Regions from separate parts of the Mus musculus genome. Here region 1 is linked to region 2. The links are chromatin loops, found by intact Hi-C in ENCODE. Cell type or tissue: left cerebral cortex. All regions are shown on one strand. Each heading gives the region's core, and the rest is flanking DNA. Links, peaks and the distances in the headings are about the cores only. Region 1 holds the start of Mrpl49 (mitochondrial ribosomal protein L49). Region 2 overlaps Ehbp1l1 (EH domain binding protein 1-like 1).

What was found. Hi-C counts contacts between places; a loop is a spot of excess contacts. Peaks named below come from ENCODE experiments on the same cell type or tissue, not always from the same donor. Only the 100,000 strongest peaks of a DNase experiment are listed, where the experiment ranks them.
Region 1: a loop joins it to region 2, with 4 times the contacts of the local background. A loop is called at or near these places in 1 of 42 quality-filtered maps.

Annotation. Positions count from the first base shown.
Region 1 is chr19:6,048,201-6,062,756 of GRCm38, forward strand. Syvn1 (synovial apoptosis inhibitor 1, synoviolin) reads left to right here. Exons shown (of 16, transcript NM_028769.5): 3 at 75-167; 4 at 255-407; 5 at 495-543; 6 at 950-1,053; 7 at 1,571-1,697; 8 at 1,792-1,891; 9 at 1,970-2,035; 10 at 2,125-2,241; 11 at 2,322-2,485; 12 at 2,741-2,869; 13 at 2,955-3,110; 14 at 3,193-3,379; 15 at 4,128-4,279; 16 at 4,348-5,518. The coding sequence ends at 4,457. Mrpl49 (mitochondrial ribosomal protein L49) reads right to left here and starts at 9,555. Exons shown (of 4, transcript NM_026246.4): 1 at 9,459-9,555; 2 at 8,729-8,879; 3 at 6,876-7,000; 4 at 5,430-6,782. The coding sequence starts at 9,536. The coding sequence ends at 6,636. It overlaps Mir6988 (microRNA 6988), which reads left to right and starts at 3,134; the gene lies at 3,134-3,192. Fau (Finkel-Biskis-Reilly murine sarcoma virus (FBR-MuSV) ubiquitously expressed (fox derived)) reads left to right here and starts at 9,747. Exons shown (of 5, transcript NM_007990.4): 1 at 9,747-9,801; 2 at 10,043-10,125; 3 at 10,228-10,372; 4 at 10,944-10,999; 5 at 11,149-11,324. The coding sequence starts at 10,051. The coding sequence ends at 11,274. It also overlaps Znhit2. In left cerebral cortex, for the core only: no CTCF peak of the experiment used is centred there; no DNase peak of the experiment used is centred there.
Region 2 is chr19:5,709,674-5,724,969 of GRCm38, forward strand. It overlaps Ehbp1l1 (EH domain binding protein 1-like 1), which reads right to left. Exons shown (of 19, transcript NM_053252.3): 2 at 13,277-13,334; 3 at 12,973-13,068; 4 at 12,284-12,337; 5 at 11,994-12,172; 6 at 11,769-11,911; 7 at 11,136-11,204; 8 at 10,891-11,053; 9 at 10,512-10,734; 10 at 7,366-7,523; 11 at 7,223-7,271; 12 at 6,123-6,821; 13 at 1,296-1,365; 14 at 1,120-1,175; 15 at 901-1,024; 1 more. Among named protein-coding and RNA genes, the nearest start is that of Ehbp1l1, 9.0 kb to the right of the region's middle. In left cerebral cortex, for the core only: CTCF peaks have their summits at 5,728 (motif pointing right) and 6,497; DNase peaks (open chromatin) are centred at 4,279, 6,245, 6,703, 6,908 and 1 more place; H3K4me3 peaks cover 2,092 bases; H3K27ac peaks cover 1,904 bases.

The DNA.
Region 1 (14,556 bases), core at 1-8,000, 340 kb after region 2:
CCTGTCAGAATGATTAGCCCCAGGCAGGGGAAAGCAGAAAATAACCTCAAACCACGACCTTTCCTCACCCCCAGGTCCTGTACATCCAGGCCTTTGTCCTTGTCTTCCTCTTGGGCAAGGTGATGGGCAAGGTGTTCTTCGGGCAGCTGAGGGCAGCAGAGATGGAGGTAATATGTTGGTGGCCCCAAAGGACAGGGTTCAGAGGAGGGTACCCAAATGATTGGTTTTCATATCATCCACTTCTCACCCCACAGCACCTTCTGGAACGGTCCTGGTACGCTGTTACTGAGACTTGTTTGGCCTTCACCGTTTTTCGGGATGACTTCAGCCCTCGCTTTGTGGCGCTCTTTACGCTGCTCCTCTTCCTCAAATGTTTCCATTGGTTGGCTGAAGACCGTGTGGACTTTGTGAGTTGGGAGTGGCTGATGGGCATGCCAGTGGATTGGGGTATGGGGCAACCCCAACCATCTTGATGGTGTCCCTCTCTGCCTCAGATGGAACGCAGCCCCAACATCTCCTGGCTCTTCCACTGCCGCATCGTCTGTAAGTGAGACTCATTGAAGAGGTGGGGGTGACTTGAGGGAAAAGAGGCCACTGAGGAGTAGACTGAAAAGTCAAAACCTATGAGCCACTACCCAGAGCCCTGGCTGCCCCTCCATCCACAGCTGCACAGGAAAGATAATTTAAGAAGTTAATTTGCATAGTCTCTACTCTGTTCCACTCCAGGGCTTCTTAACTGCCTGGGCACTCAGCTCTCTGCCTTCTCCCCTGGGCCTGGGTTGCCCCAACACCCTGCCTGGGCAAAAGTAGTTCCCAGAGGATTCGGCTTAGGTGTACACATTTAAGTAGATGGTGGGGCCAATCGCCATGGGGTGGGATTGTCGTGGAGCAGGAAGTGATTGTCAGGCCTCTGCTGACCTCGATTCCCTCCCTTTGGGGGTCTCCACAGCTCTCATGTTTCTCCTGGGTATCCTGGACTTCCTCTTCGTCAGCCACGCTTATCACAGCATCCTGACCCGTGGGGCTTCTGTGCAGCTGGTATTTGGCTTTGAGGTAAAACTGGCTTGGGGGAAGAAGCTGAGCTGGTCCTGCGTGTGCTGTGAGCAACCCCACAAGTGCTTCTGAGGGCCTGCCATGTCTCTACCCACTTACTGGCCACCAGGGAGCCTCTGCCATCTTGTCCTGGCCACCCTCATAGACTTCTAGGCTATTGCAGAAGGACACAAAGGAAGGCTGGTGTCGTGTAGAAGATTCTTGACCAAGTACCTTAGCAAGCCTTCCTGGAGGCTGATGTCATGAATGGAAAAGAGAAAACTGTTGGGTAGATCACCCAGGAGACGTGTCCCAGCTCACATCTGCTGAGTGCTTACCACATGCTGGGCCCTGTGCTGTGTTCATAGGTGACAGTTAATGCTTTGGAGGTAGAGTCAGTTGCTTTCGTCCCAGACTGGGAGGACCCCAGCTGTGTCTGCAGCCTGTGTTGGTATCACTGCACCTCTGTCTTGAAGCCTAGCTTGGCTAGAGCAAGGGGAAGCTGGTACTCACATCCATCTCCTGTCCCTCCCTCCAGTACGCCATTCTGATGACCATGGTGCTTACCATCTTCATCAAGTATGTGCTGCACTCCGTGGACCTCCAGAGCGAGAACCCCTGGGACAACAAGGCTGTATACATGCTCTACACGGAGCTGTTTACAGGTAACGGATTCCTAGGCCTCTTCCGGTCCACAGCAGCATCCGTCGGTGTGTCTGCCAGCCCTATGGCCAGCTGCGCTCTCCCTTTCCTCCTCAGGCTTCATCAAGGTCCTGCTGTACATGGCCTTCATGACCATCATGATCAAGGTGCACACATTCCCACTCTTTGCCATTAGGCCCATGTACCTGGCCATGAGGTGAGTCCAGCCTTGTCCCTTACTTCCTCAGACTGGTCTCTCCCATGTCTTCTTTCACTCACTGACTTGTCTCTTCAGGCAGTTCAAGAAAGCTGTGACAGATGCCATCATGTCTCGCCGAGCCATCCGCAACATGAACACACTGTAAGTGGGCTTGTTCTGGCTACTCCCAAACTCCGAGGTCCCCGTGCTTCCAGTTCTGGTCTTGACATGGACTCTGCCATCTTAACCAGGTACCCAGATGCCACCCCCGAGGAGCTCCAGGCAATGGATAATGTCTGCATCATCTGCAGAGAAGAAATGGTGACTGGTGCTAAGAGATTGCCTTGCAACCACATCTTTCACACGAGGTGGGAGAAGGTCTGGGAGACCTGCATCGTGGGCACAGGCTCATGGGGACCTGCTGACCGCTGCCTGATCTTACTCCCAGCTGCCTGCGCTCCTGGTTCCAGAGACAGCAGACCTGCCCGACATGCCGCATGGATGTCCTGCGGGCATCGTTGCCAGCCCAGTCACCACCACCTCCTGAGCCTGCTGACCAAGGACCACCCCCCGCCCCTCATCCCCAACCGCTGCTGCCACAGCCCCCTAATTGTAAGTGGCCCTTCATTTGCCCACAGAGGACCTTCTTTGTCCTCAGGTACTTGCCCTCGGCTGGGTACCGACAGTGCTGGGGAATCCCCGAGAAGCTCATTCTGGGTAGGAAGGGGTGAGAAGATGAGAAATAGACAAATGATGAGTGGTAAGCAGGGCCTGCCAGAGTGGAGGAGATCTCCTAGTAGCCAAGCGCACTGCCTGGGGTGAGACTGTCAGCCCAGCCTCTTCTCACTACTGTTTGTTTCTCTGCAGTCCCCCAGGGCCTCCTGCCTCCTTTTCCTCCAGGCATGTTCCCACTGTGGCCCCCAATGGGTCCCTTTCCACCTGTCCCGCCTCCCCCAAGCTCAGGAGAGGCTGCGGCCCCTCCACCCACCAGTACAGGTGAGCCTTGTGCATGCCAAGGCAGCTGGGGGGTGGCAGTCGGATCTGGAGACCAGGAGACTGACTTCCATTTTGCATTTGCCAGCCGTTTCTCGGCCTAGTGGAGCAGCCACCACCACAGCTGCTGGCACCAGTACTTCTGCCCCAGCACCTGGGTCTGTACCTGGCCCAGAGGCTGGTCCTGCCCCCGGCTTCCCTTTCCCTCCTCCTTGGATGGGTATGCCTCTGCCTCCACCTTTTGGTAAGTTGGCCACTCTCTGGGATATCTGGGGTGGAGAGCTGAGGCCCAGGTAGCTCAGCCTGACCTCTGTATCTCCTGCCAGCCTTCCCCCCAATGCCTGTGCCCCCTGCGGGCTTTGCTGGCCTAACCCCAGAGGAGCTGCGAGCACTAGAGGGCCATGAGCGGCAGCACCTGGAGGCCCGGCTGCAGAGTCTGCGCAACATACACACACTACTGGATGCTGCCATGCTTCAAATCAACCAGTACCTCACTGTGCTGGCTTCCCTGGGGTACGCATGCCACATTCAGTAGCGCTCCAAAAAGGTCCCATGTGGTTTTGACATCTTTCCCATGCGACATGTTTCCCATGCACCCTGTATTCAGGCCACCTGTCTACAGGCGTGCACAGGAGCTCTTGGCCACTCTACCTGCTTTCATCCTTCATTCAGGAAGTGCATCTGCACAGCCATGGAGGATCAATTTATTAGTGAGCTGGCTGTGAAATTTACTTGTTTTTTTCTAAGCTCAAATTATTTTTGACATTCGCTGCTACAACTCATCACCTCACGGCTGCCAGGGCTGACACGCTGAGGGAGCAGATCACAGTCACCTGAAGCCAGCTTGACCCATGCTTAAGTGCTAGTCTCATCACTTGCCTGAAGACTTGTATATTAGAATAGAAATCAAATCCCTAGTCACGTGACATGTGCAGAGGCCTGGTAGGAAGCCGGAGTCCAAGGCTTTAGCCTTCTGACCTGCTCAGTGCCTACCCTATCACTGGAGACTGAAGACTAATAGGAAAGTGTCAGCTGTCTGCCTGCAAGTGATTCAGAATCCTCGGGGACGAATTACTCGACCCTTTCATTGCTCTACCTGATAATCCAATCCGCCTATTCACTTATACTTACTCGTCACAAGGACTCAAGGATAGCTTGCCTTAGAGCTTGTCCTGCAAGGCTCATGGTGGTGGGTGGGTCGTAGGAGAATCTGTGCAGCCCAGAAGGCCAAGGTCAGGCCTCTTGTCCCTTCTCTTGGCAGGCCCCCCAGGCCAGCTACTTCAGTGAACCCCACTGAAGAGACTGCCTCTACAGTGGTATCTGCTGCCCCTTCCACCAGCGCCCCCAGCTCTGAGGCTCCTACCCCGTCTCCGGGAGCTTCCCCACCAATTCCTGAAGCAGAAAAGCCTCCTGGTAAGTGAGGAACCTCTAGGGGTGGGATGAAGGGTTCTCTGGGCTTCACCTCTGACCTCTCCTTCTAGCTCCTGAGTCAGTGGGCATTGTAGAGGAGCTTCCCGAGGATGGAGAGCCTGATGCTGCAGAACTCCGCCGGCGTCGCCTGCAGAAGCTGGAGTCCCCTGTTGCCCACTGACACTGCCCAGACCTGGCCCTGTTCTCTTGAGTGGCCCTCACTGGAACACGTCCTGCCATCAAGTGCCAGCTCCCTCTCTGCTTGCACCAGGGAGTAATAGCCCCAGTTGAGAAAGACTTGGCAGGATCTCTGAGGATCAAGGAGAAGTGTCTGGGCTTCCAGTCGATCCATCCCCAGTGCCCCTGGCAGCCATGGAGATACTGGTCAGCTCTAACCTCCCTCCACTTCTGCCATGTTCAACTGGGGCCTTCAAAGTAGAAGCTGAATCTCTGGTAAGCCTTCTCTTCCATGCTTTCTGGGAGAAGGTGAAGCCCCTCCAAGCCCTGCTTGTGAGTATGGGACCATGCTGCAGTGCCGAACAGTATTAGCTTCTGTTCCCAACTGTGGAAACCCAGAGGGGCTGAAGACAGACCAGGACCTTGCCCCACCCTCCTGCCAAGACTGGTACCAGTCTCTTTCCTCTAGCCCAGTCTTCCCAGAACCCCTTTGTGATGGTGGCTGTGCCCCCCGAAGCCCTGTGGCATTTCCATGTCTTACTGGCAACCACACAACTCAGGGAAAGGAGTGCCTGGGGGTGGGGCACAGGCGGGCAGCACCGAGGGACCCTGCCCTGCCCCTCCCCAGCTCTTTCCCCATATCACCCAGCAGCCACTGCCTGGTGGGCCTGGCTAAGGGTGTGTGCTGCTCCTTAAACCACTGCTCCCCAGAACCCAAGGCAGGCCACCTCCAACCTGTGGGATGTCGTCAGGATTGGAACTATTCTGTACCTACTGGCTTTGGGCTTAAATTTTGTCTTCTGAATTTGAATGCTTGACCCCAGGAAGGAGGAGCAGGTGTGGGGCTAGGTACCTGGACTTCGCAGTTTAGAACAAGCTCTGGGCCGGGCCGGGCCAGGCCAGGCCTAGGGAGCCAAGGCCTAGCTGCTGCTTCCTTCTTTTGGTTTTGTGTTACAGGAGTTTCTGGAGAGTTTCAGATGATTATTTAATTTGTAAATATTGTATAAATTTTAATAGCTTAAATTGTATATACAGCTCAATAAAAACTTGCATTAATGATTGGTAGAACGTGTCACCTAGGGTAGGGCTGGGCTCTTAGTCTACAGACCTAAGAATGGACCGGCCTGTGGTTCCTGGGATGAGGGTGCTGAGATCAGCAACTAGAGAGCACTGGGAGGTTGCTACCGCTAGCTACCTTAGGTCTGAGGTCACACAGGGTAGGCAGGTTCTGAACACCGTTTAACATTGTTTAGCCAGTTTAATGGTGGGTTGGACATGTGGCTGGTGAGGTGGGCGCCAGAAGTGAAAGGTCTGCATTTTGTCTTCACACCCCTGTATAGTTGATTACAGGTCACAGGGTGATTCCCCAACCCTACCTAGTACAGCACTCAGAACCTAAGATATTGCTTGTCTCATCCACTCCCGTCCATGTCTTTTTGCTGTACTGTCTTCTGTTCCATAGCTTCCACCACGCCCGGCCTATAGCAGGAGCTCTAGGTCAAGGATTGATTCCTTGATGGGTCTATGCTGTGAAGCCTCCAGAACAGGGTTGGGTGGTCGCTTCCAGAACAGCAAACAATAGGAAATGTATTAAGTTTATAATGGGACAGCAGTTTGTAATCTCAGGCTTTTCCACTGGTGCTCAGCCCAGTTCCTGAATTATGACTTACAGGCGCATTTGTATGTGCAATGCTTATGGCCGTAAACTAGACTTGCTCCCACTAGTTCATAACCCATTTAACCCATTTAAACGAGACTACGCCTGCCACATGGCTGGTGAGTTTCCTCTCCTCAGTTTGCTACATCCTGCTTCCTCCAAGTCCAGGGTGAATCTCCCTGTCAGATGTCCCGCCTTCTAGTCCTGCCTCAGCTCACTGGCCATCAGCTTTTGATTGACAGGGGATGCTTCCACACAATGCACAAGAGATTATCTATACAGCAGTTAATATCTGCTTTTGATAGCTTGATTGTTGCTATGGCCTCCCATGTTGGGACAGCTCTCAAGTGGACACATGGACACACAGGTCTACTTGTACTTTATGAAAGCAAGGCCTTATCTCAAAGCCCTTTCATCCTAAGTACTTAAGCCCTGATTTTTGTATCCCATTCCAGAGACTCAAATCCACCTCCTCTCTGGAGGCCAGTCTGTCGCGAGCACTGCCACAGGGCTGACCATCAGGCCTCAGAAGCCTTTCTCAAGAAGCCAGGCTTTAAGTTGCTCATCAAAGTAGCCCTTGATTCGAAGAGTACCTGTCACCTCATTAACCTGGGTGATAGGTGTCTTTCCCAGCAGTGGGCTCAGAAATTCTTCCACATCCTTCTGTAGGGCCTGGGGAAAGATAAACTCCAGTCACCAGTTTCCAATCACAGGACCCCATGCCTTCATCCCTGGAAGATTCGGGTACACACCCAAGCCACTTACCCAGATGTCACCTTCCACTTTCCGAATCAAGGTCATCTGTCGGTTGCCGTGTGTGATCTCCTTGTAGACAGGAATATTGTGCATCCGAGAGCGACGAACAAAGTAGGGCAAGCTGGGAAGAGGATCTATAAAGGGATACAGTATAAAAAGCCAGCTTATCATAGCCTCATCCACCTCAACCAAGGCCTTTCCCCTCACCGAAGCTGCAAAGGGCTCTGTCAGGGTTTGCTGGTCTCAAACTCTATATAGCTAAGACCTTGAACTCTTTCCACCTCCAAGTTCTGCGATTACAGGCCTGCTGCACCTGCTATAATGTATTAAATCCTAATGGACAAGACTGCCTTAGACTGCAGATCATCTCTGTTCTTCAGTTCATAGAGTCAAGGCTGAATTTTTACCTTGGTCCTATGGTCCCCACATAGACCTGCTACCATCTAAGTGCACAACAGAAAAGAAGGTGGGCACGACTATTCATGCCTAGAAGTCAGGCTGGGCATGCTGGCTTACACTTTAATCCCAGCACTCTGGAGGAAGAGGCATGGGGTCCTGTGATTGGAAACTGGTGACTGGAGTTTATCTTTCCCCAGACCCTACAGAAGGATGTGGAAGAATTTCTGAGCCCACTGCTGGGAAAGACACCTATCACCCAGGTTAATGAGGTGACAGGTACCCTTCGAATCAAGGGCTACTTTGATGAGCAGCTTAAAGCCTGGCTTCTTGAGAAAGGCTTCTGAGCCCAGCCTGGTCTACAAAGTGAGTTCCAAGACAGCCAGAGCTACACAGAAAAACCCTGTCTACAAACAAGCAAACAAATGAAGGCAGGCATGGTGGCACATTCCTTTAATCCCAGTAGTGGAATTTCTGAGTTTGGAGCCAGTGTGATCCACAGATTAAAAACTAGGCTAGCCAGGGTTACACACACTTACTTAAAAACATAAATAAGGGGCTGGTGAGATGGCTCAGCGGTTAAGAGTGCCGACTGCTCTTCCAAAGGTCCTGAGTTCAAATCCCAGCAACCACATGGTGGCTCACAACCATCTGTAATGAGATCTGACGCCCTCTTCTGGTGTGTCTGAAGACAGCTACAGTGTACTCACATATAATAAATAAATATTTTAAGAAAACAAATAAAAGCAGTTTACTAGAGTATGTGTGTATCTATCTACCTGCATCTTTGGGGACCCCCCACCCCCTACCCCTCAGCTCGGGGACTACTCTCTCCTTTCCCATTGACCCAGTGAGGCTGACAGCATCTGGAACAAAGAGATGGGAGTTAAAGGGATTCTTATTGGGTTTTGTGTGTGTGTGTGTGTGTGTGTGTGTGTGTGTGTGAATTAGTGGTTTGCCTACATGTCTGTGAGGCTGTCAGATCACTTGGAATTGGAGTTACACATGGTTGTGAGCTACCAGGTGGGTAGGTCCTGGGAATTGAACCTGAGTTCCTTGGAAGAGAAGCTAGTGCTCTTAATTGATGAGCAAGCAACCTCTTCAGCCCTCTTGGTCTCTCTGTAGTTCCAACTGTCCTAAAACCTTGTACTGGCAATGAGACTTTACAAAACAAAACAAAACAAAACAAAACAAAACAAAAACCCCACACTGGACTCTGCATTAAGGTTTCACATACTGAGATGATACCCATTTTGTTGAATTTACATAGGGTTCGTTGGACTGGAAGAAGAGAACTCCACACACATGGGTCTTCTCTGCTTTTTCACTACAAGGTAAGACCTCACCCCAGGAACATAGGGTGCTGCTGTTGGTACCTTCCCCAGGGGCAGGACAATACTAACCCTCCTACATCTTAGAACTTCGAAACCCACTGGAAAGTCCAAAGCCTCTATTGTTCAACTCACCTCTGGGAGGCTGCCAACCACTAGGAGTGGGGTAATGTTTATGTTTTGGTGGCTCTGGGATTTTGGTAGGGGGGAGCAGGCGCTCCACAAATTGGTATTCATCCACAGACTCCACAAAGCCGGGGTTATCAGGAGGCCCCTGGGTCTGGCTCTAAGGCAAAACAAACCATCTTTCCTTTAGTTTAATTAACACAGGAGAACTTTAGCTTAAAAAAAAAAGCATGAGTAAAAACTTGAACTGAGAAAAGCACCAGACTTGGATATTTTAGTGTGCATGATACCGGGGGTGGGGGTGGGAGTGACCTGAAAGAAAATTCTCAGTCAGAATCCCAAGACCTCTCCAGGACTCAAATGGCAAACGTGCATAATCCGGAAAAGCCGATTAAGCATACGACTGACCTATACAGTACTCTTCAGTATTTGTCTTTGAACATGTTTTTGAAACTCTTTAACTCCGAAATGACATGCTTGATCGATCAGGCACCGAGCGGGGACATACAGCTGCTCTCGGTCTTACCCAACTCTTGGGATGCGGCAGCCACATTCCCAAACCCAGACTCTCCAAGCGCAGTCCAGGCTCTGCACCTGCCCTCTCCACCCTCAATCTACCCTCCATAAAATGAAGCGGAGTACATAGCAAATCTAAGGCCTCGTGAGGGAATACGAAGTTCAGGGTGGTCATGAGCAACAGTGAGGCTCACACACAGCCTTCTGTCCACCGGGCTCTTACCAGCTTCCGTCGCCCGTAGCTCCGACCGAGGCAGCTCCTCCAGTCCTGCAAAGCGGCTCGCAACACCGCTGCTGCCATCTTGGCGCCTCAACTGAGTGTCATATGCGCGCGCAGCCGGGCTCGCCCCGCCTCCCTCTGCGCGCGCAGGCCACAAGGACCGAACGCCTGCGTACAGCGTAAGGGGCGGGCTGGGACGGCGGTGGGCGGTACAAACCACCAGCGATCCGCGCGGTCGCGCTGCAGTGACGTCACACGCAGCAGGCGGTGAGGACGTGCGCGCCCCCACTTCTTCCTCTTTCTTGACTCCATCTTCGCGGTAGCAGCAGCGGCGTCCGCGGGCTAGGTGAGACACGGGGGACTGCTGGGCCAGGAGCGCTCGGTAGCCAGCGGTCTACGGGCTCAGAGGGTGCGGGGAAGGCAAAGTACAAGGGCGGTTCTGCGGCCTTCGCTCCGTCTCCATCCGGGTCCCCGGCGAGCCTGGCCTTCCGCATGGGAGACCGCGCAATCCCCCGCCTTGATTACCGTACCGCGACCTTTCTCCTGGGCTGCTCCCTATCATCACTCACAAGCCTTTCTTCCTTCAGTAGCCAACATGCAGCTCTTTGTCCGCGCCCAGGAACTACACACCCTCGAGGTGACCGGCCAGGAGACGGTCGCCCAGATCAAAGTAAGTATGTACTGATCCCTGATTCCTAACTGCACTCCTTTACCTCCAGGCCCACGGGGAAAGTTTGTCTACTTATAAACATTGCTCCTTTTTTTCCTTAAGGATCATGTGGCCTCCCTGGAAGGCATTGCCCCCGAAGATCAAGTCGTGCTTCTGGCAGGCTCGCCGCTGGAGGATGAGGCCACCCTAGGCCAGTGTGGCGTAGAGGCCCTGACCACTCTGGAAGTAGCAGGCCGCATGCTGGGAGGTGAGTGCTTTTTTTCAGAGCTAATGGAATGTCTGTAGGTAAACCATGTGATAGGTCCTTTCTCTGATAGTATACTTGTGCCTTCTAGGGACTTTAGATCGTAGTGATAGTTAAGTCTGGTTTTCAGTATCCCCACTAAAACCTGGTGGTAGGGAGGCAGTGACGCAATCGGATCACTGTGAATTCCAGGCCAACCAGGGCTACACAGAGGAGCTCTGTCTAGGAAAAAAGCAAAAGGAAAGTAATAATAATTAAAGTCTTGTTATTAGGTTCTCAGTGTGCTCCTCCTGTCTTTGCTCTGTGTGTAGAATGTTAGCTAAGAGTATGGATTGGTTTTTAGAGTCCTTGCCTTAGTATCTGTCAGCTCTCAGCACTGCACAAACTGGTTGTGACTTGAAGTGGAAGACAAGACGTGGACAGCTATGTTGTGACCCTGTCTCTAAGCCTGTGCAACTTTCATTCTTTGTTGGGCCCAACTTGTCATTAAAAAGCTCAAGAGTTGAGGGAGGAAGAGTTGCTCTGGGCGTGACCTTGCTACTTAACCTGATCCCTTTCCCCACCCCTAACACAGGTAAAGTTCACGGTTCCCTGGCTCGGGCTGGAAAAGTGAGAGGTCAGACTCCCAAGGTGAGTGATTGGTGTTTGGACTTTGTTTCTTTCTATCACAGCCAAGTGAAGGCCTTTGGATTTCCCGTCTGTGTTCTCTTATGGAGAGAAGCTGGTGGGCAGGCATGGGAGAGGTCACCCAGGGTCTGATCAGTCCTTCCTTTCCTCAGGTGGCCAAACAGGAAAAGAAGAAGAAGAAGACAGGCCGGGCCAAGAGGCGAATGCAGTACAACCGGCGCTTTGTCAATGTTGTGCCCACCTTTGGGAAGAAGAAGGGCCCCAATGCCAATTCCTAAGTCCTATTGCCACCCTGCCATGCTAATAAAGCCACTGTGTCCAGACTTCTTATGTTTTCTTCATTTGTAAGGCTGTGACTAGAGGCTAGCAAAGTGCCTTGGTCTCAAGTAGGAAAAAAAGGGGGGGGGCAGTGGTGGGGCACGCCTTTAATCCCAGCACTTGGGAGGCTGAGGCAGGTGGATTTATGAGTTGGAGGCCAGCCTGGTCTACAAAGTGAGTTCCAGGACAGCCAGGGCTACACAGAGAAGCCCTGTCTTGAAAAACAAAACAAAAAAACAAGGAATCCTTAGAAGATCACAGAGGATGTGTTTACTGAAAGGATAGCTGAGCCGAAATACAGAAATGTGACAAGTGGTATTGGAAAGGTACAGATTCTATGGGCTCTGCCAGACAGCTTTTGGGTTTGTGTTGGTTCACTTTCCATTATGACGGCACTAGTGTTTTTGTTACAGGCATGCCCTATAGATGATCCACTAAGGCAGATCACCCATCTACCCCTCTATAGACCTCATAATGCTTAACAATACAAACTAAATTTCAACACAACTTGAGGGAAAACATTGTTTTTTTTTTTTTGTTTGTTTTTTAAGATTTATTTATTTATTATATGTAAGTACACTGTAGCTGTCCTCAGACACTCCAGAAGGAGTCAGATCTCATTACAGATGGTTGTGAGCCACCATGTGGTTTCTGGGATTTGAACTCGGGACCTTTGGAAGAGCAATCGGGTGCTCTTACCCACTGAGCCATCTCACCAGCCCACATTGTTGGTTTTTAAAAGAGATTTATTTATTATATGTAAGTACACTGTAGCTGACTTCAGACACCTCAGAAGAGGGCATCAGATCTCATTATGGATGGTTGTGAGCCACCATGTGGTTACTGGGATTTGAACTCAGGACCTCTGGAAGTAGTCAGTGCTCTTAACTGCTAAGCCATCTTTCCAGCCCCTCGTTATCGTTTTGTTGTTTTTTGTTTGTTTGTTTGTTTGATTCAGGGTCTCACATAGGCCCAGGCTGGCCTCAATTTGATATGCTTACGTGTTACGTATTTTGAGCTCCAGATTTGTTAAACATGTCGGGTTTATTCATTTATTTTTGTCTGTTATTATTATCAATAATATTTTTTCGAGACAGGGTTTCTCTGTGTAGCCCTGGCTGTCCTGGAACTCACTCTGTAGACCAGGCTGGCCTCGTAACTCAAAAATCCGCCTGCCTCAGCCTCCCAAGTGCTGGGATTAAAGGCGTGCGCCACCACTGTCCGGCCTGTTGTTATTATTTTGTTGGCCTTTTCTTTTTTCAAGATAGAGCATGACTATGTAGCTGTATCCTGGAAAGCACTGACTACAGGAACTCACAGAAATCAGACTACCTTTGCCAACGCTGGGATTAAAAGCGTATGCCACTACGCCCTGCTAAGACCCTGGTGTGTTGTTTGGTGGTGGTGGTGGTTAGTTTTGTTATTTAAAAGGTAGTTTATTTTTGTACAATTTGGTACAACCATAAAGAACAAACTGGGATTAGCGACATGATTTTCCCAAATTCGGCGAGCAAACCTGTTCCTTTGGAAGAGTTTGGACGACTTCTGCGCTTGCTCAAAGAAGTACTGGAGACACGAAAGTTACCGAGAAGTTTCGGAAATGTGCGGAAAGGAGGCCACGCCCGCCAACCACCCCCACACATAAAGGCGGAAATAACCAAAGAAGCGCCGGAAGTGGCGGAGCTGATACGGGACAGGCGGCACCAGTTTCCATGGAGCCCGCTGGGCTCTGCGGCTTCTGCCCGGCCGGGGAAGCGCTGCCTGCGCGCTACACCTGCCCGCGCTGCAATGCTCCCTACTGCTCGCTGCGCTGCTACCGGGCGCACGGCGCCTGCGCCGAAGACTTTTACCGCGACCAAGTGCTGCGAGAGCTCCGTGGCCGAAGCGCTTCGCCCAGCCGTCTGGCGGGCGCGTTACGCCGGCTGCGCGAACAACGCGAGGCCGAGGATGAGCCCGAGGAAGCAGGCCTCGGGCCCGGGGCGCGGCCGGGCGGCCTTTCTGGACTTTGGGAACGTTTAACGCCGGCTGAGAAGGCGGCGTTCGAGCGGCTGCTGAGCCGTGGCGAAGCCGGACGCCTTCTGCCTCCGTGGCGGCCCTGGTGGTGGGGCCGCGGCACCGGCCCACGTTTGCTGGAGGAGCTGGATCATGCCGCGAACAGAGATCTTGCGGAGCCGGAGCCCGCCCCTGCGAGGACCGCGCTGCAATCTGGGGATGATGCCGCTGCCGCAGAGCCATTTGCTGAAGACTCCTGTGCCGCCAGACCGCTAGCATTGCCTGCTCGCATCCCAGCACTGGCCAGTCTGAGCCGCAGCCCGGCATCGCCGCTGGTGCGCTTCCAGCTGCCCAACGTGCTGTTCGCCTACGCTCATACTCTCGCCCTGTATCATGGAGGGGACGACGACGCGCTACTCTCTGACTTCTGTGCCACCCTGCTCGATGTTTCTGGGGCCCTGGGAGCCCAGCAAGTCTTTGGCTCTACAGAGGAAGCCCTGCAGGCCGCAGCCCACGTACTGGAAGCGGGCGAGCACCCACCTGGGCCCCTGGGTACGCGGGGTGCTATGCAAGAAGTTGCCCGAATCCTGCTGGGCGAGGGTCCAGTCAATCAGAAAGGCTACACTCTGACAGCACTGGGGCACCTAGCTCAGACCCTGGGACGAGCCCGGAAGCAGGCTGTGATTGGTGGAGAGCGAGATCGACTTTACCGGGCTCGGAAGAAGTGCCAGTTCCTGCTGGCTTGGACCAACGAAAACGAGGCTGCCCTCACACCCCTGGCGCTAGACTGTGCCAGAGCCCACCGAGCCCATGCTGTGACAGCTGAGGAGATGGCAACGCTTACTGGAGAGTTAGAACGGCTTTGGGGAGGCCCAGTGCCACCCACTCCAAGGACTCTCATTGAGGAACTCCCTGGCTGAACTGGGTATCCATGTCATTAATAAAGATGTGTCTGGTCTGCCCGAATGTCAGCAGTGCCTTTTCCGTAAAGATAGTGCCCTGTCCTAGGCTTCTCTTGAAGTTACTGTGTAGTTGAGGATGACCCTGGAACTTTGATCTGTCACCCACCTGGACAGTGAGAGGTTACAGGGGTTAACCACCTTGCTAATGTACACAGTGCTGAATAGCCGAGGCGTCCTGTGTGCTACACAAGCACTCTATAACTGAACTACATCACATCCCCCAGGCCTGAGGTGCCCAGTTGTCTCTCCTCGTCAGACTTTTGGACCCACAAACCACTTCTAAGCTTT
Region 2 (15,296 bases), core at 2,997-10,996:
AGAGTTCAATTCCCAGGAACCACATGGTAACTCACAACCATCTGTAATGAGATCTGACTCCCTCTTCTGGTGTGTCTGAAGACAGCAACAGTGTACTCATACATTAAATAAATAAATAATCTTTTAAAAAAAGAGGTGTATGAGCCGGGCATGGTGGTGCATGCCTTTAATCCCAGCACTCGGGAGGCAGAGGCAGGCGAATTTCTGAGTTCGAGGCCAGCCTGGTCTACAAAGTGAGTTCCAGGATAGCCAGGGCTACACAGAGAAACCCTGTCTCGAAAAACCAAAAAAAAAAAAAAAAAAAAAAAAAAAAAGAGATGTATGTTTTTATACAGTTAGACAAGACAAAATACTAATAAAATGACTATGCAAAATCTCTCCAAAAAGATCTTTGAAAAAAGGAGAAAGAAGTGGCCAGGTAACTCTAACCAAAGTAAGCTCAGCTTCACTGCTGTCTGGGCAGCCCTGAGCCAGCTGGGCGGGCAGGCGGGCAGGCGGGCAGAGGCCTAGCAGCAAGAGGCTTAAAGCCAGACTCACAGCAGCTGCAGCTGGTCCTGCCTCCGGATGAGCGCATTCTTCTTGTTGACCAGGGTGAACCATTCCTGAATCAGCACCTCCTCCTGCAGCCTGTTGGCACCTGAATCAGGCCAGGACAGTCACCAGTCACCAGAGATGCCTCCTGACAGGGCAGAGCAGCTGGGGGTGGGGGTGGGGAGCGCTTGTTTTCCTGTGGTATCTCAGAAGTCTCAGCTACATCCCACCAACCAGCTTCCTGGGACCACCAAAGGGACTCTAGTGGTATCTCCTCCCAGCTCCTCTCAAGGTCAGGAGCTGCTGCAGAGCTGGGCAGATTTAGGGAGGAGGCTGTTGAGGAGCGAGCCCCAAAATCAGGGGTCCCACCTGATTCCATGAGGCTCCTCAGCTGCTTCTCCACCTCAGCGGCCCTCCCATCTATCTGTCCCTGTTCCTGCTCCAGGGCTTGCAGCTCTGCGCACACGTACTGACTTGTGTCCTGGAACCGTTGCTAGAAGGGGAAGGAAGGAGGCAGAGGACAGGTGAGCTCACCCCAGGCCAGCTCAGAAAGTACCACACCAACTCTGCCCACCTAACTCTCCTTACCAGGCCTGTCTCTTCCCCCAGGCTGGGTGATGACTCCTCAGTAGGAGGGGGCCCACCTGCAGACAAAAACCAGGACAGGTCCCTCCAGTTAGCAGAAGTCCCCAAAAGCGCCCAGAAGGATCCCTGAACATCGTGAGCTGAGCTCTGTCACCACCCCCATCTTCCAAACTACTTACCGGGCGGCTGCTGTGGGGCTGGGGCTGGGAGTGGGTTAGCGTCAGGGCTGGAGGCAGGGTTTGGACCTTCCTGTGGAAAGAGTCTAATGAGAGCTGGGGTTTTTTAGTTCCCAAAGTCACTGCAGACAACTAAGGACTCTAATACACAGCAGAGGGAGGAGCTTTGGTCCAGCTGCTTCTCCAGTCCCACAAGCACCTCCTTCAGGATAAAGGACTTCCTCAATGAAAAGCCATGCCTTCACTCCCACCCGAGGGCCTGGGGTCATCCTCCTCTCTGCCTCCAAATGCTCCTGCGGGGCATTGAGTTGATAATTCTTTTAGGGTAAGTCAGTGGGAAAGACACAGCAGGAACCCTTTCCTTCCACTCTTCCCCATCCCTTCAAAGAGCAGCGACAGAGCTACCCCATCAGGAGCTAGGCTACCCTGAGTCTGCATCTACCTTCTGGCCAGAAGGGGGCACCCTCCTACCTGCTAGGATTTCATATCTAGAGCCTACAATGCTCTTTGCAGGAACTAAGGAATTTTGTTATGGAAAGGCTTAAGTCTGGCCCCCATTGTTCCCTATTCCCTGTTACTAGGGCCCAATTATTTTTAAAAACAATCTACATTTATTTATTTTATGGTATGAGTGTTTTACCAGCATGTATGTATGTGGTGTACTGGTGTCCAATATTTGCAGAGGTCAGAAAGGGGGTGTCAGATGGCCCAAAGATCTCTTGGAAACTGGAGTTATAAACTACAGTGTGACCCAGTGTGGGTGCTGGGAACCAAACTCAGGTCCTCGGCAAGAGCAGCCAGTGCTCTTGGCCCCTGGGGCCTAACTTTTAACTCTAACAGCCTGGCTCCTTGGACAACACTCTCAGCCACTCTCTGGCTCAGAGGTGTAGAACCTAAAGGAGTTAGTCAACTGTTCACCCCAACGTGTGCCCATCAGACAAGTCATGCTGCTCAGGTGCTATCCTGTCTGGACAGGAATAGCGGTGGTGCCACCCGCCACCATCATTCACGTCCATCTCAAGCTGCGAGGCCTCCCCAAAACATCTACTTCTGCTGTAGCTCTCTCCATACCCCGTGTCAGCGCCCAGTCTCAGTGCTCAGGCCTCGGGAGCTACACCCTCAATTCCTTTACCACCACAAGGCCCTCTGGCCACAGCAATGGACTTTCAGTTCCCTAAAAAGCTTCCTGAAACCACTCTCCAGCTTGAGTTGCTCCAAACCAACTCGACCTTCCTGGCCCAGCTTGGACCCCTCCTACAGGTGGCCCCTCGCACGTCCCTCCCCACCTCTGCCTCTCTTCCTGGCCTCATGGCTGCTCAGACCCCACACACCTCCTTGTGCTATTGGTTATTGCATCCTCTTTAACTACAGTCGGCCTGTGTATTTGGGACAGGATGTGACTATGTAGCTCCGGCTGGCAGGAACCTGCTCTGTAGCCCAGGCTGGCCTCGAACTCACGGAGATCCCCCTGTGTGTGCATGCCACACAGATGTGGCTACCCTTAGAGACAGAGGCACGAGGTCACCTGGAACCAGAGTCACAGACTATTGTGAACTCACTCCCTCTTTTGTATGTTTGCAGTTGAACTTGGGTCCTCTGGAGACCAATACTCACTCTTAACCACTAGGCCATCCTGCAAGCCCTGGTTATTGTATTTTTAAGTCACGTGTATGTGCATACGAGCTCAGGTGTCGTCGGAAGGCAGAAGAACCTGTCAGACCTTCTGGAGCTGGTTACAGGCCTACAGCTGTGAGCCACTGGCTATAGGCGTTGAGAACCAAACTCAGATCCTTTGTAAGAGGAATTTTCACTCTTAACCCTGCGCCATCTTCCCTTTAGCTAGCCCAGGAGTCTAGCACATGCGGTACATCAACTAAAGGCAACCCCTGCCGAGCACTCCCGTCTCTCTAGGGACCACAGAGGCAGTGGTTAGTCTCACTCTGCAGACAATAAAGTAGGAAGCCAGAAATGAAGTTTGCCATAGAAATTGATCTATGGCCTAGGGCTGTCTAACGCAAAATTTGTTCCCAGCCCAGCAGTTGTGACGCATGCCTTTAGTCCCAGCACTCAGGAGGCAGAGACACACAGATCTCTGTGAGTTTGAGGCAGCCTGGTCCACAGAGTGAGTTCTGGGACAACTAGGGATACACACAAAGAAATCCTGTCTCAGGTTAAAAGAAAAAGAAAAAAACAAAAAACAAAAACCAAAAAAACAAAAAAACAAAAACAAGCAATCAAAGAAACCAACTTGATCCAAGCCTGGACACACTGCCCCACTGGGCTTGATAGCATCTTTGTGTGTAAAATTGGAGATAGAGCCCAGACCCGATGCAGGACTCCAGCCAGGCATCTAGGGCAGCATTTAGCTCACAATTTTGATACCACATAGTATGGTTTCATACCACTTCGCAAAGGGTTTTCACAATTTTGATCTTATCCTCAGGGGAAAAGGACCCCCCCTCTCTCGGGGGAGGGGGGCTAGCAGAGGGCGACAGTTGACACCACAGTCTCAGAACCCAGGTTAGCAGCAGCAACAGCAACCCTCTGCCTCGGTTCTTTATCTCCCTCAACTTCACTATCCCCACCCTTAAAAAGCAGGAGTCATGGCTCCCTGTAAGGGATACTGTGGGAAGCCAGGCAATGGCACAGATGGCCCACCTGGCAGAGTAGGCCAAGTAGAGGGTTGAGTGTGCTAAGGTCAGCCACATTTGTGCTCACTCACACAGCCCTGATGGGAATTCCAAAACTTCCTCCTCGTGTCTGACCCAGATTCCTCTTTCTATACTTTCCTCAAGGGGCTGCCCTAAAAGCACCCATGTTTCTCATGCAGCTGCTTCCACCCCACCTCAGCCTCCAGGTGCCTGATCTCATCCTACTCCAGGCCTTGGAGAGCTTCCAAGGGTGGGGTCAGGCTGAACAACCTCCTAAAACTGTCAGGGCAAAGTCGGCCAATGAGAAAGGCTCCTTGGTCCCACTGCTCAAATAGCTCCAGTGAAGTAAGGGCAGAAGGAGGGCCTGGCTTAGAAACCAGCTGTGGGACTCAGCCCAGAAGGGTGAACCCCGCCCCTTGTGATTTAAAGGGCCACTGACCTACATTAGCCAGCTGGGCTGCAAGTACCACCTCCACCTTTTGAAGGAAATGCCTTTCCACCTCTCTTTCCCAGGTTCCTGTGTCTCTGGACCTTCCCTCAGGGCTCCTATTCCCAACCACCTCACTGCTATCTGGGGACTTCATGAGCATGACTGTCAGGTCCCTAAATGAGACCTGAATGTCCTGAGGCTGCCCTTTTGCCTGAGTGAGGTCTCCTCATTTGAGAACTACTCCTTCCCGTTTTCTTTTCTCTCTCTTGTCTTGTATGTTATTTGTGTGTGTGTGTGTGTGTGTGTGTGTGTGTGTGTGTGCATCTGTGTGTGTGTGTCTGTCTGCATCTGTGTATGTGTGTGCATTTGTGTGTGTGTGTGTGTACCAGTTGTCTTCCTCCATCACACTCCACTCTGTTTGCTTCCTTTCTTTCTTATCAGATTTATTTATTTATGTATTGGTGAAGTAGGTTGTGTGCCCCAAGACATGGGTGACAGTCAGAGGACAACTTGTGTGAGTGATTCTTTCCTTCCACCGTGTGGACACCAGGGATAGAGGTCAGGTCACCTGATAAGCCATCAGCCTGCCACCTTATTTTTTGAGAAAGCATCTCTCACTGAACCTGAAGCCCGGATTGGTACAGGATTTTTACATGGTGCTAGGGATCCTAACTGAGGTCCTGGGGCTTGTGCCACAAACGCTTTACTGCTAAGCCCACCCGCACCCACGCCTGCGCCTGCGCCCACGCCCGTACCCACACCCACACCCGGCCATGGAATGTTTTGTTTTATTTTGTTTTGAAATGGCTTGAACTCCTGATCTTTCTCCTTCAACCTTCCAAGTGCTGAGATTACAGACATCCTCCACCAAGCCCAGCATTTTGTTGTTAGATAGTGACACTGGCGTTTGAAACCAGGACCTCTTGGGCAACCACTCTACCCCTGGGCTATTTCCTTGGTCCCCTGTTTTTCACCAGGGAAAACTGTCTATCTTACTAACTTGAGGACCAGCTGTTTCCTCCACAAAGCTGCTCTCAGTTGATGCCCTCCAAACATGGGACCACAGGTGGGCAGCTGCAGGGTGAAGTGGCCCCTTCTACCGTCACCCTCAGATCAAAAGTCTGCAGCCAGAGTTCATCCTGAGTCCCTGAGATTCCTGTAGTACCTTCTCTCCTTTAGCACACTGCAGTGTGTGTGTGTGTGTGTGTGTGAGAGAGAGAGAGAGAGAGAGAGAGAGAGAGAGAGAGAGAGAGAGAGAGAACAACACTCCCAGGCAAGAGGACCCACTCCTAACTCTCATTAAGCCTCAGTAGTTAAATATTCCACTCAGAGAATCTGGAGGCTAGAAGGAGCTCCAGAGGCCACTAGAGGACGGTATCCCTGTCCCTAACTAGGGGGGGGGGGGGAGCTGTAGTTGCTAGGTGACGCCCAAGGCCACACAGAGAGAAAGAAAAGGCCCAAAAGGCCAGTACTAAACTTGGAGCCATCTGCAAGCTTTCTATACAGACCATGTTTCTACAAACTGGGTACCAAATGTTAGAAACCACTCACATATACAAACCTGGCAACACAGTCTAGGCTATCTCGGCTGTGGGCTTTGTCTCCTGATACCATAGCAGGGGACCCAGCATCCAGCAAAGTGGCTTTTCTAAAGCTGCGCCCATGCCCTGCTTTGACACTGGGGCCGCTCGGGACCCATTTCTGAAAGCTCCCCACTATCCTATGCTGCAGCAGGGTAGGGGTACTCACCACAGCTCCAGGCCCTGCAGGCCCTGCTCCAACTGCAGCTCCAGAGTCCTGGTCATCCACAGAGAAAGAGTTGCTATTCCTTAACCTCGATCGCCTCTTCTTTAGCAAATCGGCGTCCCGCACGTGGGAGAAAGAGCCATGTGCTCGGGGTGGAGGTACTGGCCCAGCCTCCCCATTGACAGAGGACCGTCTCAGTCTCACACCACTCACACCACCTGACGCCCCCACTCCGTTCACCAGCCCCTCTGCAGGGACCACCGGGGTTGTGGACGACCTGGCTCTAGGGCCGTCGGTGGGCGCCTCTTGAGGGATTGCTTCCTGGGCAACCTCTGCCTCCCCATCCTTAGAGGAGCAGCTCAGGTCCGTGTCCCTGGAGGCCACCTTTGGTATTGCCCCAGTCCCGCGGTTCACAGCCTCCTTAGGTTCTGTGGGCACTTCAGCCCCATGCTCGCGTAATCGCTGCGCCAGGTCTCCTGCGTCCAGACAGTCGGGCAGGCTCGGCTGGGCGTTGCCCACACGATAAGTGCCAGAGCCACCGCCGCCCTCCAGTTGCACCAGCTGCAGCTCCTGCCCAGTGCAGAAGGCACGGATCTGGCACAGGTACGTCATGACGATGAGCTTGTCAGGTACGGACAGAAGTACCATGTCCGCCGGCTCGAGCAGCCGAGACACACCCAGGGCAGCGAAGCCATCAAAAGCCTAGAAAGGGTGCATCTGATCAGAAGCCGCATCAATTCAGCAACCCTCCAGACCCAAGCCAGCCCAGGGGGTCCCAGAGACTCTTGAGCCAGGATTTGCTTAGCAACGCCTTCGCCCTCCAGTAGAGGGAAATCTGACATCAAGGCCCACCCTCGCTGTTACCTAGCAACTACACATCGCCCACCCAGTTATCAAAGGATGATTTAAAAATCTAGCGAAAACATGCTTTTAAAATTTAGAACACCAAAACAAAACTAGGGCAAACAATTTAATAACCAAAAAGATTTTAAAGTTTCTAAAAGCCAGGCCAGGGCCCTGCACCTCAGACCCCAATTCTCAGGCCAGCAGCTTGAATCTCTAACTAGATCTTATCTCCAGCCACAGCTCCCTCCTCATCTCACCTGCTTGTTGTTCTGTTTGATGTTGAGGGGATCAAGGGAGAAATAATCGCTGCAGAGAGAGAGTGCTGGTCAGGAATGGACGGACGTCGCTGGTGTCCTAGCAGTCTCACGTCCCACCCATCCCCCCACCCCTGGCAGCTCACATCTTGTCTGGGTAGAATCGATGTAAAATAGCACAGAAGGCCAGGCCATTGCGCCAGGACGTGGTGAAGTTGGTGATGCAGACACCACGGTAGCCGTTGGTGACCTCTTGGCACCACTCCAACAGGGACTGGCTGGAGCTGACCAGGGTAGGTGGTGCCTGGAGACACAAGGGTTGACTTAGAAGATGTATTCTGATGACTTACGTCCTCTGCCTTTTGGGGGAAAGCTCAGGCCTGGCACAGTACCATCCCAGCTCTGAGCTTACAAGGTCACCAGAGAGCACTGGCAAGAGCATTGGGCCAGGCAGAAGGGTTTCCAGCTTAGGGTAGTGGGGTTATCTGCCAAGGTGACCTAGAAGTCAGAGGTCACCCGCAGCCACACCTCAAAGTCAGCTCAGAAAATCAGCTTAGGGGGTGCAGCTCCATGCAGCCCAGCTGGGTGCGAGGGCCAGGGCATCCTGGGGGTGGAGGGATGATGGACCTTCTTGAAACTGAAACACCCCCCCCCGCCTCCCAAAAATCCCACATCTTAGTCCACTGGGTGGGTCCATGCAGAGCCACTGTTCAATCAGCCCCAGGTTAGTGGGAGAAGCAGACTGGCACACAGTGGCCCCCAACCCTACCTGGCTGCCCGGCAGCCTCCTGTCCTCTTCAGGTTCCTCTAGGGAAGAGGCCCCTGAGGGCCTGGGCACCCCAGCCCCTGCCTCACTGGCCACTTGTGCCTTACTCAGGCCAGCCTCCTCGAGGCTTTCAACAGCTTCTTTCCCCTTCATGGTTCCCAAGACCCCAGAATCTGCTTCCTGGGCCTCAAAAATATTAGATTTATTCTCTGGAGACTCAAACCCCTCCATCTCTGCTTCCTGCTGCCCCAAAGTCCAAGATTTGGCCTCTACTATCCCCAAAACTTTAGTTTCTGGCTCTTGTGCTCTGGGTACCTCTGGCACCACTTCCTTGGCCCCAGAAAGCCTTTGCTTAGTTACGGGGACATCTAAGGCCTCATATTTAAGAGCTCCCCAAGATCCAGGCTTCTGGACCCCCAAAATGTCAGCCTTTACTTCCCCAGACTCCAAAACTACAGTCCCTGCCCACTGGACCCTCAGTGCCTCAGCCTCTGGACTGGAGACCCCAGGATCCACTAGTTCTATTTCTTCATCCCGAGCTGTCTTTGCTTCCGTCTTTTGGGTTTCTAACATCTCAGCTTCTGCTTTCTCAGCCTCTCCTCGACGAAGCCCCAAGCCCCCTACTTCTGTCTCCTGGGTGTCCAGAATCTCAGACTTTATGGTCTTAGTTTCTAGTTCTGGGATCTCTGAGCCTTTCTGGGTTCCAAATAACTCAGAATTCACTTTCTCTACCTCTGGGGTCTCCCAAATCTCCATTTTCCTCCCAGACTCTTCCATCTTAGCCTCCAAGTCTGGAACTCCTGAACCCTCAGATGATATTTCCTGGGTCTTTGGGATTTCGGTCTCTGCCTCTCTAACCTCTCTCTGTGATATCCCAGTGCCTCCCACCTTCTTCTGGGTCCCTAAGAGCTCAGATTCTGGTAGGTTGGCCACTACTCTCAGCGCCACAGAACTCTCAGATCGCTCCTTGGCCTGCAGTGTCTCAGCTTCTTCAGCGTCTGTCTCTGGGACTTCTGAAGAGCTAGCCTCTGCTTCCAAGACCCTGGCTACCTCAGTTCCAGCTCCCAGAGCCTTCTGAACCCCTGGTGCTCTCTCTGGTATCCCTAAGATCTTAGCCTCTGCTATCCCAGTATCTACCTCTAGAACCCCTAAATCTCCTTCCTCTGTCTCCAGGGATCTGTCAATCTTGGATTCTGGTATCTTTGCTTCTATCAAAAGTACTCCACAACCTGCTGATATCTCCCGGGTCCCCAGTATAGCATCTTCTGCTGTCTCCATCACTGAAACATCGGTCTCCTGGTCCCCTACTAGTCTAGGTTGCATCTGTGGGGGCCCTATTTTGTGGATCCCCAATGTCTCAGTTCCTGCTGTTTCGGTTTCTATTCTTGGAATCCTCCAAATCTCCACCTCTGTCTCCTGCACCCCCAATTTCTCAGCCTCTGCCATCTCTGCCCCCACTTCTGGAGCCCCCAAACCTTCGGCTGCTACCTTCTGGGACTCCAGTGTTCCCGCTTCTGCCTCCCCAGCCTCTGTCTTCTGGGTTTCCAATATCTCAGCCTGTGTCTTCAGCACCGCAGCCTCACCATCCACTACCCCCTGGGTTTCTAATATCTCAGTTTCTGCTATCACTGTCTTGGTATCTGGAACTGTAAAACCCCCAACTTCTGTTTCCCCAAATTCCTCAGGCTCCCTTATCTCAGGCCCTGTCCTCGGCATCCCCAGAACCACGATCTCGTTATTCTGGGTCCTCAGCACCTCAGACTCTGCTGTCCCAGCAGCCTCGGGTTCCAGGCCCTCTGACCTTGCTGCTTCTGACTCCTGGGCCTCCAATATTTCAGACTCTGCTGTGCCAGCCTCTGTATCCAGGGATTCTGGTATCCCAGCATCTGTCTTTGATGTCCCTATAACCTCCCATGGCACCCACTCAGCCTCTGTTTCTAGAACCCTTGACTCCCCAACTTCTGCCTCCTGAGCCCTCTGATCTCTAGATTTCACCCCCTGGCCATCTGATGGGACTGTCTGAACGCAGCTCACCTGGGGCCCAGCACTTGCTGCTCTAGCAGAGGAGCCCTGCTCCGGGCCTGCCCTCCCAATAGCAGGGACTTTACCCCTCACCTCTGCACTTCCTTTCTCCTGGCCTGCAGGCCTGGCATCCCTGAGGTCCCCTAGATGTTCTTCAGGCTCAGCTGGAGGTGGGTTCAGGTCACTGGGAGCCTCTTCCTGGGTCCTAACCCCCATCCTCCTCTGAGCACTCCTAGGAGGGGCCTCAGGAGTGTCCCCAAGCCTTGCCTTGGGCGTCGGCCCTGCAGCCTCTGGTCCCTCTGTGGCTCTGTGTTGAACCTTTGACTTGTGCTCAGCATCTACTTGATGAAGTTCTGAGCTCTCTCCAGCCTCGCCGGCTGTGGTGTCCGACTTCTTAGTGTTCTTCTCTCTATTCCCTGCCCCACTAGCCCCCGGCCTGTCCCCAGTGTCCTCCTCTTCAACTTTGGATCTTTCTCCTCCCAGAGAATCTTTGGAGCCTCTGACCTCAATGTCTGGTTCTGGCCTGGCTTCATGGGCCTCTGTCCCTTCCTGAGAGCTTATCTGAGCCTGGGTCTCCCCAGAAGAGCCCATTCCTGTTGGAGGATCCTCTGAGGTATTGGGGACCTCATCCCCACTGCAGGGGACTGGGGACGAGGGTGCATCAGAGCCTTTCCGGAGCCGAGGGGCTGGGGTGGGGACCATGGTCTGGCCTGGCTGCCCAGTGGACCTGAGGAAAGAGCAGAAACAAATGTTGAGGGCTCTCTTTTTAGGACCATGCTCAGCCTTCCTTTCTTCTTTAGCATGCTATAGCAGTAGAGGGAAGGGTGCAGACTGGGATGTGTGTATCCACTTCTAACAGCAATGAAGCTGATATCATCCTTACCTTGTCTCTGGTGGGGATGGCGGGGGCTCTGGGGTTTCAGGCCCCACCTGGCCCCCGGTTATAGCAGCTGGTTCTGACCCCTGGCCCCGGAAGGCCCTGACCGGGGGTGCAGGGGCACTCACTGGGGCAGGGCTGGTGTCTTCAGCACTAGAGGGTCTGGCAGCTAGGGGAAAAGGGAGGGGACACTGAGGACTGCATTGTGACATAGGTCCAGTCCCCAACCCCAGTCCCAGGCTAAGTCTCACCTGCCTGCTGGGGCCGTATGTGGCCTTCATCTTCTTCTTCACAGAGTGTCTTCAGCTCTCGAGACAGATCTGAAGGAGGGATTCATTGGAGGGGTGTAATCAGGTCAGGGCAGGACTCTACAGTTTGGCCCCACCCTGACCCCAACTAGAGTTCAGGGCCTACCTGGGAAACGTCCCAGTCTTGGGGCACAGCCCCGGCCTTGAAGAAGAGGCAGGCCCACAGATGCAGAAAGAGAAAGAGTGAGAAAGAACCACAAAAGTCAAGGACAAAAGGCTCTAAAGGAGGAGCGGGAAGGGACAGCAGAGGGGAGGGAGGCAGACTGGGCGGGGGTAGGAGCCCACATGTCATGTGACCTAGCTTCTCAGGCCTGGTAGGGACCACCTAGAGATCAGATGGCCAGGAACACAGGATGACATTGTGAACACATTCTGCAGGATTCTGTTTAAGACTGATGCACAACACACAAGACCAGGACCAAGCTGGGACAATGAGAGCTGCTGGGTAGTACTGAGCATTTGTCACTGGACATGCACGAGCTAGCCCTGCCCCAGAGCAACCAGCACTTGGGACCTGGGAATGCTACATCCATCTTGGGTCCTGGCAGGTCAGCCCATAGGTGACCGTGAACCCACCTGACTGGGGGCCTCGAGTCCGGACCTCAGGAGCCCCAGGGCCATTAGCTTCCTCCTCATCACTCTCAGCAAAGTCATCCAGGTTTCCCACGTCACTAGGCTTCACACTCATGAGGCTGGCCAGACTCTGCATGTCATCATCCCTGTGGGTTTGAGATGAGGATCGAAGGCTGGGGTCAGAGGTCACAAGCCAGGGAGTGCCGGGGAAGACGGGTGGGCACTCACGTGGCACGGCCTTCTCGCAGCAGCACCCCAGAAAGGGTGAGGCTCAGTTCGGCATGCACCACCTTCACAGATTTGGGCTTCAGCCGCAGTCGAAGTGGAACCTGAGCAGGCACAGGCCCTGCATGGTGGGCTAGGTTCACATCAACTGTGGCCAGTACCTTCCGCTGTCCCTTGGACTCCTGTGGGCGGGGGGGGGGGGGGGGGGAGTGAGAAGACAGAGGAAGGGGCATCAGTTGCTATCCTGAGGCCCTGAGATCACAATCACAGGTCCACCCTACCCAGTCACTCACATTTTCAATAATAAAAGTCCACTCTTTGGTTTCATACTGGTCCACATGAGGGTCCTGGAGAGGGGAGTACGGGTGAGCACAGGGTTTCCAGGGGCAACACCAGAACAACAATCTGCACTGGCTGGGGGTGGGGCGGGTGTTCCCTCCTGGGATGCACTCTGGCTTCTCGGAGTGTGTGAGAGAGAGAGAGAGAGAGTGTGTGTGTGTGTGTGTGTGTGTGTGTGTGTGTGTGAGTGTGTGCATACACATACATATATTCTTTTTAAAATACTTATTTATCTTTTATTTTATGCGTATGAGTGTTTTGCCTGCATGTGTGACTGTGCACCACATTTGTGCATTGCCCCTAAAGGACAGAAGAGGGTGTTTGATCCGCCCCCCCCCCCCGGAACTGGAGTCACTGATGGTTATTAGCTGCCGTGTGGGTGCCAGGAATGGAACCCAGATCCTTTGGAAGAACAACCAGGGCTCTCAACTGGCTTCTGATCCCAGATGACTTTCTTACTACAGGTTGGGTAAATACTGCCCCCTCCCAGACCACTTCAGCCACTTGCAATAAACTCACAAAATCTTTGGTTCCACGATTTGGTTCTTTCATTGTGGGTGAAAACCCTCCAGGGGTGCCCCATGGCTACCCAGCGACACTGCACTCTGCCGTGCCTGCCCATGTCTGAGCTCCGGGCACTCACCCTGTACAAGGTCACCGAGATGTCCACGTTCTCAGGAACCATCCATACCACGGTGCCACGGTATGGGTTCTGGATGCCAGGCTGCCAGCTGTGGGCCTGCAAGAGGCAGGAGGAGCCCTCTCCTGAGTCTAACTCTTCCCTATCACCACCGAGCCCTTATCTTCCTTTCTCCCTGTAGAAACCAATATGGCTTGAACCTTGTTACCCTCCCCCATCAGCTTCCATCTATCTCTCCTTGGCCCATCTTTGACTCCATTCCAACCTGGAACCCTCCCCCCACCTCGCCCCCAGCAGTCTTCCTCACCTTGGAGCAGATCCTTCGGTTCCGCCGAGTCCATACCACCACCAGCTTGTCAGGCTGCCTGGAGGGAGAATAGGGAAGCACCACTTAGCTAGGCTCAATCCAGCTTCCCCATCTTCTCTTCCTCTTCTTTCTGGCTCCCTAGGGGCCAGGGGGTCTCCCTAGTCCTCTTCCCAAGGAGAGGGCATGGGCAGCATCTTATCTAGGGCCACAGGGTGTAGGTGGAGCTGCTCATGTAGGGTGGGGCAGGGACCAAAGGGCAAAGGCCTGGACAGTGGAGATTGGAATATCGAAGCCCAGTGGGGCCTATGAAAAAGACGGTGAGAGACAGGGATAGCCACATGCACACATGTGCACACACAGAAACTTGGGGAGACAAAGTCTCCGTGGTAAAGAAGTTCATTTGTTCAGAGATGCTTGTGGAGAGCTTCTAGAAGCTCAGCCCTGTTCTGAGGGCAAAGCAAAGGAGAATGACTCAGGGCTCAGAGGCAAGGAAGACTGATGAAAAGTATAGGCAAGAAGGAGTCAGTCTGGCTGGCTGGTGCAGAGCTTTAATACTAGTTCTTAAGAGGGAGATGGAAGCAGGTCTTTGAGTTCTAGAGCAGCCTGGTCTATATAGCAAATTCCAGGACTGCCAGGGCTATAAGGTAAGACCTTGTCTCAAAAGGAAAGAAAAGAAAACAAAACAAAACAAAACAAAAACAAACAAACAGGGGCTGGAGAGATGGCTCAGGGGTTAAGAGGTCCTGAGTTCAATTCCCAGCAACCACATGGTGCCTCATAACCATCTGTAATGAGATCTGATGTCCTTTTCTGGTGTGTCTGAAGAGAGCGACAGTGTACTCACATACATAAAATGAATAAATCTTTTTTTAAGTGTGTGTGTGTGTGTGTGTGTGTGTGTGTGTGTGTGTAAGAAAATAAATGAGTAAGTGACTTTTAGGGGGCTGTAAAAGAGCCTGCCTGGGGTCTCTTTGAGGTTGGGTATCTGAGCAGAGGCAGGAGTGGAGGAGGTGGCTTTGTGTGCAGAGAAGGCTCCAGGTGGAGGAACTAGCCAAGTGCGAGGACCTAAGGGAAGGGGAGAGGCAGAGGTGGACTGACAGTAAATGGGAGGAGTGAGGCCAGAGCAGCACAGGGTCAGCTTGCCATTAGACACCACCCACCCACAGAGGTAGGCAGGCTGTGGACAGCCCTTTGCTGCACTCAGTGGCTCTGAGCAGGGTCTGGCAGGGTTCTACTTCCTCAAACCCAGGGCCACTGGCCACCACTCTAAAGGGATGATGGCAGTGGGCCCCCAGGAAAGTCTGAGGACACTGCCAGGCAGTGACAGCTAATCTGAACATCTAACATGCTGCAAAGACTCAGGGGAGGCAAACGTGTGTGGCAGAGACGTACAAGGAGAGAGCTGCACAGGGCTGAGCCCTGACAAGGTGCTGACCTCTGCCCAGGGAGGTAGGGTTGGTCAAGGAAAGGATCAGGCAAAGGCGGTGTGAGAGCATTCCCTGTCTCTTTCCAGCCCCACAACTGGATGCTTAGGTCTGCTACCACTCTAGAGGCTGAGTCAGGACAAGTGGCTTACTGTTGTTAACCCTTGAGGTTTCTGAGACACAGAGATGCCGGCTAGATAAGGTCACACAGCTGAGTCTAGAGTCCTCTGACCCAGAAGTAAGCAACCATCCCCAGGCTTCAAACCACAGGCAATGGCCCAGCCAAGCTGTCCCAGAAAAGGGAAATAGCGGGTGCCTTGGGAGGGTGTGGCCTGGTTGGGTAGCCTGACTCAGGCCGCCACGCCTTCTTGGGAAGCCATGACCTAGGCAGGGGCCAGCTTCCTGTCCTGGCCTCCTGGCTAAGAAACCCAGCGGGGCCTTACCCATTTACTTGTGACTCAGCCCACTGACACCGTCTGTATAGTCTGTCTGCTCACCAGAACCATGCCCAGTGTCCCTCTGGCCTCACCCAGCGTGCTGGGGCAGGAGCCAGAGGCCAGAGTTCAAGTGCTAGCTCTGCTGTGTTAGCCTAACTA